Linked DNA regions of Homo sapiens: all the other regions are linked to region 2. Evidence: chromatin contacts called from ENCODE Hi-C data. All regions are on one chromosome and are shown on one strand. Each heading gives the region's core, a stretch centred on a gene start or an enhancer-like site at or near the end of the contact. The rest is flanking DNA. Distances are from core to core; before and after follow the strand shown. Region 1 overlaps CNNM2 (cyclin and CBS domain divalent metal cation transport mediator 2). Region 2 holds the start of CALHM3 (calcium homeostasis modulator 3). Region 3 overlaps NT5C2 (5'-nucleotidase, cytosolic II).

Region 1 (3,417 bases), core at 699-3,198, 430 kb before region 2:
CTACTAAAAAAAAAAATACAAAAATCAGCTGGGTGTGGTGGCGTGCGCCTGTAGTCCCAGCTGCTCGGGAGGCTGAGGCAGGAGAATCACTTGAACCCAGGAGGCAGAGGTTGCAGTGAGCAGAGATCGCACCACTGCACTCCAGCCTGGCGACAGAGTGAGAATCCGTCTCAAAAAAAAAAACAAAAAAAAAAAAACCCAAACCGAGTGTGTCTGTATTTCTGTTTGCCCAGGGGTAGTACTTACCATTAGGAAGGCGATTTACCATTTAGGAGATCCTATGTTTGCACTTCAGTTTTATACAAATGTTAGTTTAACTTCTCTTAAGCCTTGATTGGACTGATCTCATACAGAAGTGTTGCCTGATGTTACTGGCTCAAGATGCTGGACTTGTGGTTTCAGGTTTTTTTCTTTTTTTTTTTTTTAGACTAAGTCTTGCTCTATTGCCCAGGCTGGAGTGCAGTGGTGCAATCTCACCTCACTGCAACCTCCGCCTCCTGGGTTCAAGGGAGTCTCCTGCCTCAGCCTCCTGAGTAGCTGGGATTACAGGCACCCGCCATCACACCTGGCTAATTTTTGTATTTTTAGTAGAGACAAGGTTTCACCATGTTGTTCAGGCTGGTCTCGAACTCCTGACCTCAAGTGATCCACCTGCCTTGGCCTTCCAAAGTGCTGGGATTATAGGCGTCACCGTGCCTGGCCGATTTCAGGTATATTCTTGATCTGGATAGAGATTGGGAGTGACAGCTGTTGCCATTAGAAAATTATTTTTAAATTCTGTATTGATTTCTACTGTCTGGTTCTCAAAAGAATTGAGACAGACAGAAAGTGGAAGTTGCAGTCGCCTTCTCAGGAAAAGCCTAGTAATCAATCTGTTTTGCTTTATGCAAGAAACAATAATGCAGTGACTCAGTCCTTGGGAAGGAGCAAGCAATTGGGGTCTTGTCTTTAAGCTCGTTTTTTCTTGATCATTAATTTGTCTAGAAAAATACTTGAAAGATGGTTTTGCAGGAGTTACCTTCCAGGTCAGGAACTGGTAAACCAAAGCCCATGGGTGCCTGCACTCTGCTTCTGGTGACCTGCAAGCTAAGAGTGTCTTTTCACATCTTAAAATTGTTGCAAAATGGCTAAGCATGGTGGCTCATGTCTGTAATCCCAGCACTTTGGGAGGCTGAGGCAGGAGGATTGCTTGAGCCCAGGAGTTCAATACCAGCCTGGGTAACATAGTGAGACTCTGTCTCTACAAAAAAAATTTTAAAATTAGCTGGGCGTGGTGGCACACACCTGCAGTCCCAGCTACTTGGGAGGCAGAGGTGAGAGGATCACTTGAGCCTTGGAGTTGAGGCTGCAGTGAGCTGCGATTGTGCTGCTGTACTCCAGCCTGGGCAATAGAGCAAGAGCCTGTCTTAAGAAAAGAAAAGAAACCAAAAGAAGAACAATTACTTTGTGACATGCAAAAATTATATGCAATTCAAATTGCAGTGTTCATAAAGAAAGTTTGATTGGAAAACAGCCATGCTCCTTCATTTTTCTAAACAGCAGTGTGGAGACTATGTAGACCCACATAGCCTAAAATATTGACTCTCTGGCCCTTTTCGGAGGAAGTTCGCAGACCTCTGTCCGGATCCCATTCGTATCTGCTTGACCTTGAGGATCTCATGGTCTGGAGTAGCAGTGAAGCAAACATATTATTAAAACACTGCTCTGCGAAAGCATTCATGTTTGTTTCTTAAGGGGGTTTTGTTTGTGTGTTGTCTTTCAGCAGAGGGAAGGGGCCTCTTACAGGCAGGGACACTCCTCCCTTGTGTGTACACAGTGGTGGTCCTTTGCTGGAGGATGGTGACATTGAGCAACAGTGGACTGTGCACTCCAGGCTGCGCGCCCTGTTGCTGTGTGCTTCTGTGGGTCTTGTGAGAGGCTCTGTCAGCATTTGCCTGATGCTGTGCTCACAAGGGCCCTCTACAGACCTTCCTGAAGTACATTCACTAATCAGGCTGCCTGCGGTCACTCGCTGCGGACTGCGTGGTGCCCAGGCCGCCGTGCTGATTTGATGAGGATCTGGCTCTCCCTCCCTCCTTCCCCGTGGCATCTGTGCATAGAGCGCCTGCATCTGGAAATACAGTCCAGCTCTTCCAATATATTTTGTCTTTTTCATTCAAAAAGAGCCCTCATCTCATGGGATGCATTTCTTTTTTTTTCTCTCTTTTAATTCCTCCCTTAGCTGACAACAGAACGAAAAAGAAAGTGGCTCACCGGGAACGAAAGCAAGATTTTTCTGCCTTTAAGCAGACAGACAGTGAGATGAAGGTTAAAATATCACCACAGCTCCTCCTGGCCATGCACCGTTTCCTAGCAACAGGCAAGTGCAGCTTATCACAGTTTGAGATCTCTACCAACCCTGAAGCGTGTTTCTCACCCACCACTGACTGGGGTGGGTTGGGGGTGGACACTGGGAAATGGGGTGATAAGTAATGCCACTTTTGTGTTTTGTTTTTTTTGTTTTTTTGTTTTGTTTTGTTTTTTTCTTTTTAAATTCTCTCCTCTCCTATGTTCAGTGTCGGCATGAACCCTCTGAGACATTTACCAGGGGTGGACCAGTAACTTAAAATTGGTCTGAAAGGTAAGGATGAATGTTAGTGCCACACTGCATGTGTACAGTAGGCCAGGCCATCTCCTTCCAGCTAGGTCCGTGGGAGAGCCAGCTGGCGGAGCAGGCTGATGGTGCCAGCCTGGCACCAGCTTGTTTGATGGACAATTGAGTCCAATCTCTCTTCAGCTTGTCCTGGAAGCACAGTTGGACATCAGTGGTAACACAGGGGCTGTGATTTGCAAAGAAGAAAACTAGGTTTTCACAATTAAATCTTTATCTTTTATGATTTTAATGAAATCAAATTCTAAGAACTTTGATATGGATTTCTTGATGGCCTCCTCAGATCAGATTAACTCGAGTCCATTTCAGGAGGCAAGTGTTCATGTTGTTTAAACCACCAACCCAGCCGGCACTGACTGCTCCAGAGAGGTCAAGGTTGAATGGACTTAAGATACTGACCAACCCTTCTCCCATCCCCAGATGCTCTCCAGGGTTGAGCTCTGGTGGCCAGGGGAAGTGTGAGAAAGTCTAAAGCATCCAGTGGCTTTAGAAGACATCGGTGTCCCTGATAGGCAGCCAGTGCCTTTCATCTGCATGCAGTAAACTTAAACCATGTTTAAAAGAAGGCTAGCCGCAACCACATGGTGGAATGCTGTTTAACTCTTTAAGGTCGTGTTCTCAGACACATGGAAATGCTCACAATATTATATTTATCACATCAGAAAATATAGCTTAATACAAAGTGGGGAGAAACAGAATCTAAAACTATGTGTACATTAAGATTAGAGTTGTGTTTTTGTGTGTACACACATGTATACATGAGCACA
Region 2 (3,546 bases), core at 30-2,529:
AGAACTCCTTTTCTCCAAAGCTGCCACCATAAAACCTAAAAATATGATTCTAATTTCCCCCCGCCTTTCTGTCTGAAAACTGGCCGTAAAGAAATGATCTGACCTACCTAGTTTCATTGTAGATCATAAGACTCCCTTCTAGAGAGGGTCCTGCCCCGTGTCTGGGAGAAAGGAACACTGTATAGAGAGGCCAAGAAGAACCTAGATGGCCTTGCTGAGTTTCCCCACTCCGTCTATAACATCAGTTCATCCCTTTTTTAATCCAATTCTATTTCTGCGTGGCTATCCAAACCTTGTTGAACCTAAGCATAAAAATGAACCATTTCCTCTGTATCTTTAGGTCTTTATTCTGAAGGTTCTGTGGCACATAAAACGGTAATCAAATAAATTTGTATGCCTTTTCTCTTATTAATCTGCCTTTTGTCAGTTGATTTTCAGCAGAGCTTCAGAGGGCAAAGAGGAAGTTTTCCCGCAGCCCCTAGAGTGGCCTGGGTAATTGGGAATCCTGTGTCATTCCTATGTTTACAGCACTGGCCACGGAAAGGTGACAAACGATAGGAACAGAAATATGTTTCCAGAGTGGAAACTGGCAAGTGGCTCTCTGTGAGCCGATAATTCCTAGTTGGGGAAAGGAGAGGGCGCACCTGGCAGTACCTGTAGGGTGGGTGGAGAATCCCCTGATAATGAGAATGGTTGGGGTCTGGGGGTGCACTTGACAGTGCCTGTGGGGTGGCTGGGGAGCCCCTGGCAAAGCTCATGGGTCACTGAGTGGTGTGGGACCGCACCTGATGATGCCTGGGTCCTTCCTCCGGTGCCCTGCGGGCCGGCGCCACTCCTCGACCATCACCACAGACTGCCGGTTGGCGAGGAGGCCGCAGAGAAACAGGGCGAGCGGGGGCGTCAGCAGCAGGCCCAGGCCGTAGAGTGCATTGTAGTGCACCAGGCAGGGACAGTTGAAGTCAAAGGAGGAGTACAGCTTGACGGTGACCGCAGCCAGCAGCAGGCAGATGCCATTCATCACCGACTCCGAGCTTGACTGGAAGTGCTGGAAGAGCATGCGGAATTTATCCATGGCTCCAGCCTGGGTGGGTGGGCGGCCGTCGGTTCGGCTCAGTGAGGCTCTGGCCACCTTCCTGGTGTCTGCTGTGCTGGGGACGAGCCTGGGATCTGCAAGAGGTTCTCTCTCTGCTTCCAAGGGCCTGAGGGGCCAAGGAGGAAGCAGTGCCCAGGCCCCAGCCCAGGCTCCCGGGATCCAGTAGGCACTTAAGGCAGGGACAGGCTCTCACCACAAAGGCTCCCCTGCCCAGCCCAATGGTCCCCTGGTGCCACTCCCCTCCTGTCTGGGGGAGTGAGTCACCCTCTGTGACCGGGCAGCCCAAAGCACCTCTAGGCAAATGGGCCCCGCCCTGTCACTCCATTCCTCCCGGCCCATTTCTCTTTGCTTTACGGTCTGGATGCTCAGGCTTGACAGCCGTTGGAGCTTCCTTCGGGGGACAGGCAAATTCTGGGTGTGGTGAGGAAAAGATGCTGATGGAGCCAAGGTAGTATATTTTCTGGTCTTGATCAAAAGCATGACTCTGAACTTGTCTCACAGGCATAGTAAAACAACAGCAACAACAACAACAAAATATGACGACTCAGCTCAGCCCAGGGAGATTTCATGTTGGCTTTCAGGCTAGGAGGAGCCAGAAGGGGCACCTATTCCTGACCGAAGGCTTCCTGGAAGAGGAGACCCTTGAGAGGAGTCTTCAACGATGTTTCAGCATTTGCCATGAAAGGGGTAGCGGAAGGGGATGGCCTCCCTGGGCGACGTGCTAAACATTGTGCATTAACCACTGGGTGCCCATGGGAGAGGCTGCTCAAGTGCCACGCCCACACCTGCATGGCTTTCCCCCTGCCCTTCTTCCGTGTGAGGGGCATGCGTTTGAAATCACTGCTTCTTCTCCTAACTCTCCCACATCACTAGGTCTCTCCTTGTGTCTCAGTTCCAGTCTCTCCGAAGGATGACAGCCCAGATGTTTGAGGGACCCCTGAAACCTGCAAAACGAATTTTGTAAAGGTCACTTGGCCCATATTGTAAGTCAGATCATCCCAAATAAGTCTTGCAAATTTCGTAACCATCTGTGTGGTCTGTACTTCTGATGAAGACAGACAGAAACCTGGGTCTTACTTATTATTATTATTATTATGAGATAGAGTCTTGTTCTGTCACCCAGGCTGGAGTGCAGTGGCACGATCTTGGTTCACTGCAGCCTCTGCCTCCCGGGTTCAAGTGATTCTCCTGCCTCAGCTTCCAAGTAGCTGGGATTACAGGCACCCACCACCACGCCCAGCTAATTTTTGTATTTTTAGTAGAGACAGGGGTTTTGCCATGTTGGTCAGGCCGGTCTCGAACTCCTGACCTCAGGTGATTTGGCCCCCTTGGCCTTCCAAAGTGCTGGGATTACAGGCATGAGCCACTGAGCCTGGCCACTTAGTATTTTTATTTTCCATATTTGTACGTTACTCTAGGTCCTATGAGACAGATTTCCCTGTGTGAGGGAAATGAGGCACTGGAGAAGATGGGGAGAGCCACCAGTGGCCCTGTGAGTCTGACTCTGAGCGGAGGAGAGGGCGGGGCAGGGGTGAGAAACCCTTCAAGCCAGGAGGACCACCACAACTTCAGGTGGGTACAGTCCCAGAGGGGCTGTTGGAGGTCACATACCCTGGCGGGGACAGAGCCAGGGAGGAAGCTGGGATCCTCCATCTGTGCCTTTCAGCCTTAGTCACCCACTGGGCTGCTGACCAGAAAAGGGGACTGTCCTGGCCCAAGGCCAGGCTTCGTGACCCTGAACCAGCAGGGCTGGTGTGGAGCAGGCGGGGAGCTAACTGGGCTGGGAGGGTCATGAGCACCCCTCAATCCCATTCTAGTCTCAGGGAGGGATAGAGTGTCCTAAGGGTCCCCAGCCACTCTAACCTTGAGAGTTCAGAAAACAATAGACAATGCTTCTGGAAGAACACTTTGAAGAAAACTGGGTCAAAGACTCCAGGCCAACCTTTTCACAGCTCCAGCCTCTGAGAGGTAAGACAGAGCTACCAGGTCAGCCTGGGTCCCTGGAGCCCTGCAGGGCAACAGGTGCTGAGTGACTGCAGCGGGGCTGACCCTTGCCGGGTATTTACAGGAAATACTTCAGTAAAGAAACAGGCCAGAAAGAAGCCCACCACAAAAGGGATATTATCTGTCAAAGAGAGGGGATGGCTTACATTTTTTTTTAAATCTCTATTTTCTGAATTGTCGACTTTTATAATAGTAGACATAATAAATCATTACTATAATCATAATAATGATTTTTAACTATTTCCAGCAAAAATCATAAAACATTTTAATTAGAAAAACATAAAAAGATAAAAGGACAAGGCAAAAAGGAGAATTCCATTTTGTTGCCTGGAGCTTGGCCCTGCTGAACTAGTAGAGAGAGAACTAGAGGCAGCAATAAATGGAGAAAGGCTTCTTTTACTCACACATATGGAAAGATATTAAATTGCAGATCTGGCCGGGCGTGGTGG
Region 3 (3,684 bases), core at 967-3,466, 380 kb before region 2:
CAAAAAAGAGTGGTTTCCGTGCATCCACCAAGATCAAGTCAAAGTAGGACTGCCATGGTCGATGGGAGCTCCCAGGCTGGTGAAGGAGAAACAGCAAAAGTTGAAACATCACTCCTTACCTTAAGGCATTACTATTTAATCTCACTCAGATGCAAGGAATATAAAAATACTAAGTATAGCCAGAAGATCCCACTATTTTATTTTTTAAAAAGGTATTGTGTCAGCCAGGCACAGTGGCTCACACCTGTAATCCCAGTACTTTGGGAGGCCGAGGCGGGCAGATCACAAGGTCCGGAAATCAAGACCATCCTGGCCAACATGGTGAAAACCTGTCTCTACTAAAACTACAAAAATTAGCCGGGCGTGGTGGCGGGCGCCTGTAGTCCCAGCTACTTGGGAGGCTGAGGCTCGAGAATCGCTTGAACCTAGGAGGGGGAGGTTGCAGTGAGCCGAGATCGTGCCACTGCACTCCAGCTTGGCAACAGAGCAAGACTCCATCTCAAAAAAAAAAAAAAAATTGTGTCTATGTATTATAAGCCATATCCTTTGGGAAGCAGACAAGATATAAATAATAAATAACTGTAATAACACATTCTATACATTAAATCATTTCATCTACTACTAAATTACAATACTTATTTTACAGCACTTTATGAAAGTGTGCTCACCTGAAATTTGCTAAAAGGAGCTCAAAAGAGCTAGGGAGAGATGCAAATCAATACCCAAGGGACAGATTAAGACAGAGGCAGGCATCAGAGCTAAAGTATACAAACTAACATGGAACTATTAGGAAATTTTACTGGTTACATTCTCAGAATGATGGCTCTAGGTACACACTGGCTTTTGGCTCACAGTGTAAGCTAATCACAATACTGAGTTATGCCCATTAAAATCATGACTATCCTGAAATGGAACCCTGGCATTAACCTTTTAAGACCAACCTGAAGGGCACTGCACACTGTGATTTCAGGTGTTCTCAAAACAGGGATTTGCTGATGTTTATTCACTAAAGTCTAGGACTAAAATTCTGTAAGTATGTGACTAAGTTGCAAGGAGTATTCCTTAAACCTAAGTGCAGCCGTACTGCAGAAATGAAGACTTCTCTGCTAAATATCAAGGCTGAGTGCTCTCTTGGCAAAAACTTAGCAACAACTAATACAAAATCTAGAAGTTGTCAAGAATACACATACATTTTCTGTTTCTGTTAATCAAATATCATCCACAACCTGAAAATTCCTTTCATTGCCACACAAACTTAATTTTGCATAGAACTTCTTGGGCATAAAATTATTCTGATCCCATCCTACTAAATATCACATGAATATCCCTTTTATTTCTGTCTATTAAGTATTCAAGTTGCGGACTCTAAATTAGCAATTTGATTTTAAATTCTACTAGCTCCTGGATTACTTCTAATGTTAATGAAGATTAGACAATAGGCTTAAAAAGTAGGACTTTTCTGGGTGGGTTCTGACCAATTCTTTCCCCCTTAATATTCCAGAATGATTAAATGCATTCATTGTTATTAAAGCAGTGGTCTATTGAGTCACATACGGTACCTTGGGGCCATGTGGGAAGTCAAACAGGTAAGTCATAATTTTCTGGAAAAAAAAATTTAACATAAGGTCCATATACTACTTTTGCAAAAGGTATATAACCTAAAGAAATTACAAGCTTTTCACAAAACATGTCTTTTTCAACATAGGACTCACCACATTCTTGTTTCCTCTAAATTTTATGAAATCATGGCAGTGGAAGCCAGAAATTAATGCTTTACCATATACCAAAAAGAAAAAAAGGCTTCTGACATTCTCAGGGAGGATACATACTTCCTCTGGAAGATGTTTTTGAACACACATTTGGAGGAAAGGAGCATATGAGGTAGGGGTATAGAGAAAACTAATGACTCACACAGAAATAACCTATCACCTTGGCTTCGCTACTGCCATCCCTAGACCAACTAAGTCAACAAACCAACGGTTTATGTAAGACTGTTTACTACAAATCACCAGGTGTCTAAATCAAGTTTACATGTACAGCGAATTGGGGGAAGTGGAACTTCTTGCCAGTACTATAAATTTTTAAGTGTCTCAGCAAAAGTAAGATGAAGTTAAGGAGTTAGATCAGTTTTTCCACATGCTTTAATCATGGGAAAAAACTGTTTTTAAGAGGTAGTAAATTTTGGGCTGGGCACAGTGACTCACGCCTGTAATCCCAGCACTTTGGGAGGCCAAGGTGGGTGGATCACGAGGTCAGGAGTTCAAGACCAGCCTGTCCAAGATGTTAAAACCTCGTCTCTACTAAAAATACAAAAAAATTAGCCAGGCGCAGTGGCAGGTGCCTGTAATCCCAGCTACTTGGGAGGCTGAGGCAGGAGAATTGCTTGAACCCAGGCGGCAGAGGTTGCAGTGAGCCGAGATCGCACCACTGCACCCCAGCCTGGGCGACAGAGTGAGACTCTGTCTCAAAAAAAAAAAAAAAAAAAAAAAAAAGATATATAAATTTTGACAGCTAAGAGCCAAAACATCTGTGCAGCATCTATTGCTGCAGGTCTTCCAACAGCAGGGAAAGTCATACATACACATCAATAAGGGGTGTGACTGCTCAAGTTTATAGAAATGATGCTCCAAAGAGACACAAAAGCCATTTTAATCTTTACAAATGTTTTAAATAACCCCAAGATTAAAATTTTCAAGTAGCCAATTATAATCAGTGAAAATGGTTAAAATAAATTTCTAGAAAAATTTGAGAACCACTGTTATCCTGTATATTTTTGCCTTTTTACTCTTTGAAAATGAGAAGGCAAGAAACTATTTTCACTTAATAAACTTCTATCTTCCTCATTGTCTTCACAGTTCTTTAGGCCAAAATAATTCCACTGCATAAATAAATATACACATGAAGCACTTACATCTGTATATTTATAGTCACTGTTGGTAGCAAGAAATACTTTCCCTACTTCCTTCATCCGGCTCAGAAGCAAAGGCAGTTTTCCCTGAAATGTAATTGGATAATGAGTGAAACACGAAAACATTTTTATCTTTACACTTTGGAGTTGTCAAATACTGGATTTCTGTCCACAACAGGAATGGGGGAACCTTTTAAGGGTTAGCTGATTTCAGAATTTTGCACTTAAAAGCCCACATTATCACTATAAATGAATAAAGTATTAACATATGTAGTATACACAGTGTATGTAATAGATTTACATGTAAAATTATACACATATTTATAGGGGTTATATGGCTGTTAACAACATATCTCTACCTTCCTCATGATGTCTGCCTCAGGAAAGAGTTTAAATTACCTTGAGATTTCTTGAAGTATGTGAGGTGTGTTAAAGGTCAGCAGAAGCTGATTTAAACATGCTCTACATAGAGATTATTAGATATGGCTTTCAGTGTGTACACTATGGTTTTATAAAACACCTTGCAGAATGAAATGACATGTGCAGATGCTACCTAGAAATACCCACACCCACGTGCGCTTAAATGAGGAAATTCTAACCCCTCATGTGCCTGGAAAGAAAAATATCTTTTCCTTCTCGCATAGCAAATAGATTCCTTCACTCAAATTCTCCCGGACCCTCCCCATTCAGTGTTCTTTCTTGAAATAAGGGAGGTGGGTGAAAATAGGAAGCACAAAAACTGAAAACAAGAAATCTTTACCACAGTACTTTGAGAA

What was found. A loop is a pair of places that touch in the nucleus more often than their neighbours do. Pooled maps may share reads with other maps.
Region 1: a map with no recorded cell type shows a loop between it and region 2 (3-fold over the local background). The contact joins the enhancer-like site here to the promoter of CALHM3 in region 2. A Hi-C loop is called at or near these places in 4 of 168 maps with a recorded cell type or tissue (HCT116, MCF 10A and naive thymus-derived CD4-positive, alpha-beta T cell), 10 of 37 single-sample maps with no recorded cell type and 10 of 50 pooled maps.
Region 3: a map of HCT116 shows a loop between it and region 2 (5-fold over the local background). The contact joins the enhancer-like site here to the promoter of CALHM3 in region 2. A Hi-C loop is called at or near these places in 1 of 168 maps with a recorded cell type or tissue (HCT116), 1 of 37 single-sample maps with no recorded cell type and 1 of 50 pooled maps.

The regions. Positions count from the first base shown.
Region 1 is chr10:103,052,108-103,055,524 of GRCh38, forward strand. CNNM2 (cyclin and CBS domain divalent metal cation transport mediator 2) reads left to right here. Exons shown (of 8, transcript NM_017649.5): 3 at 2,222-2,359. Among named protein-coding and RNA genes, the nearest start is that of CNNM2, 140 kb to the left of the region's middle. Within about 2 kb of position 1,949, at least 22 of the 41 ENCODE cell types and tissues checked have a DNase peak (open chromatin) inside an H3K27ac peak, as active enhancers do.
Region 2 is chr10:103,477,961-103,481,506 of GRCh38, forward strand. CALHM3 (calcium homeostasis modulator 3) reads right to left here and starts at 1,280. Exons shown (of 3, transcript NM_001129742.2): 1 at 786-1,280. The coding sequence starts at 1,072. It overlaps NEURL1-AS1 (NEURL1 antisense RNA 1), which reads right to left. Exons shown (of 4, transcript NR_120675.1): 4 at 1,643-2,037.
Region 3 is chr10:103,094,380-103,098,063 of GRCh38, forward strand. NT5C2 (5'-nucleotidase, cytosolic II) reads right to left here. Exons shown (of 19, transcript NM_001351169.2): 11 at 2,912-2,995; 12 at 1,560-1,601; 13 at 1-76. Among named protein-coding and RNA genes, the nearest start is that of NT5C2, 97 kb to the right of the region's middle. Within about 2 kb of position 2,217, at least 2 of the 41 ENCODE cell types and tissues checked have a DNase peak (open chromatin) inside an H3K27ac peak, as active enhancers do.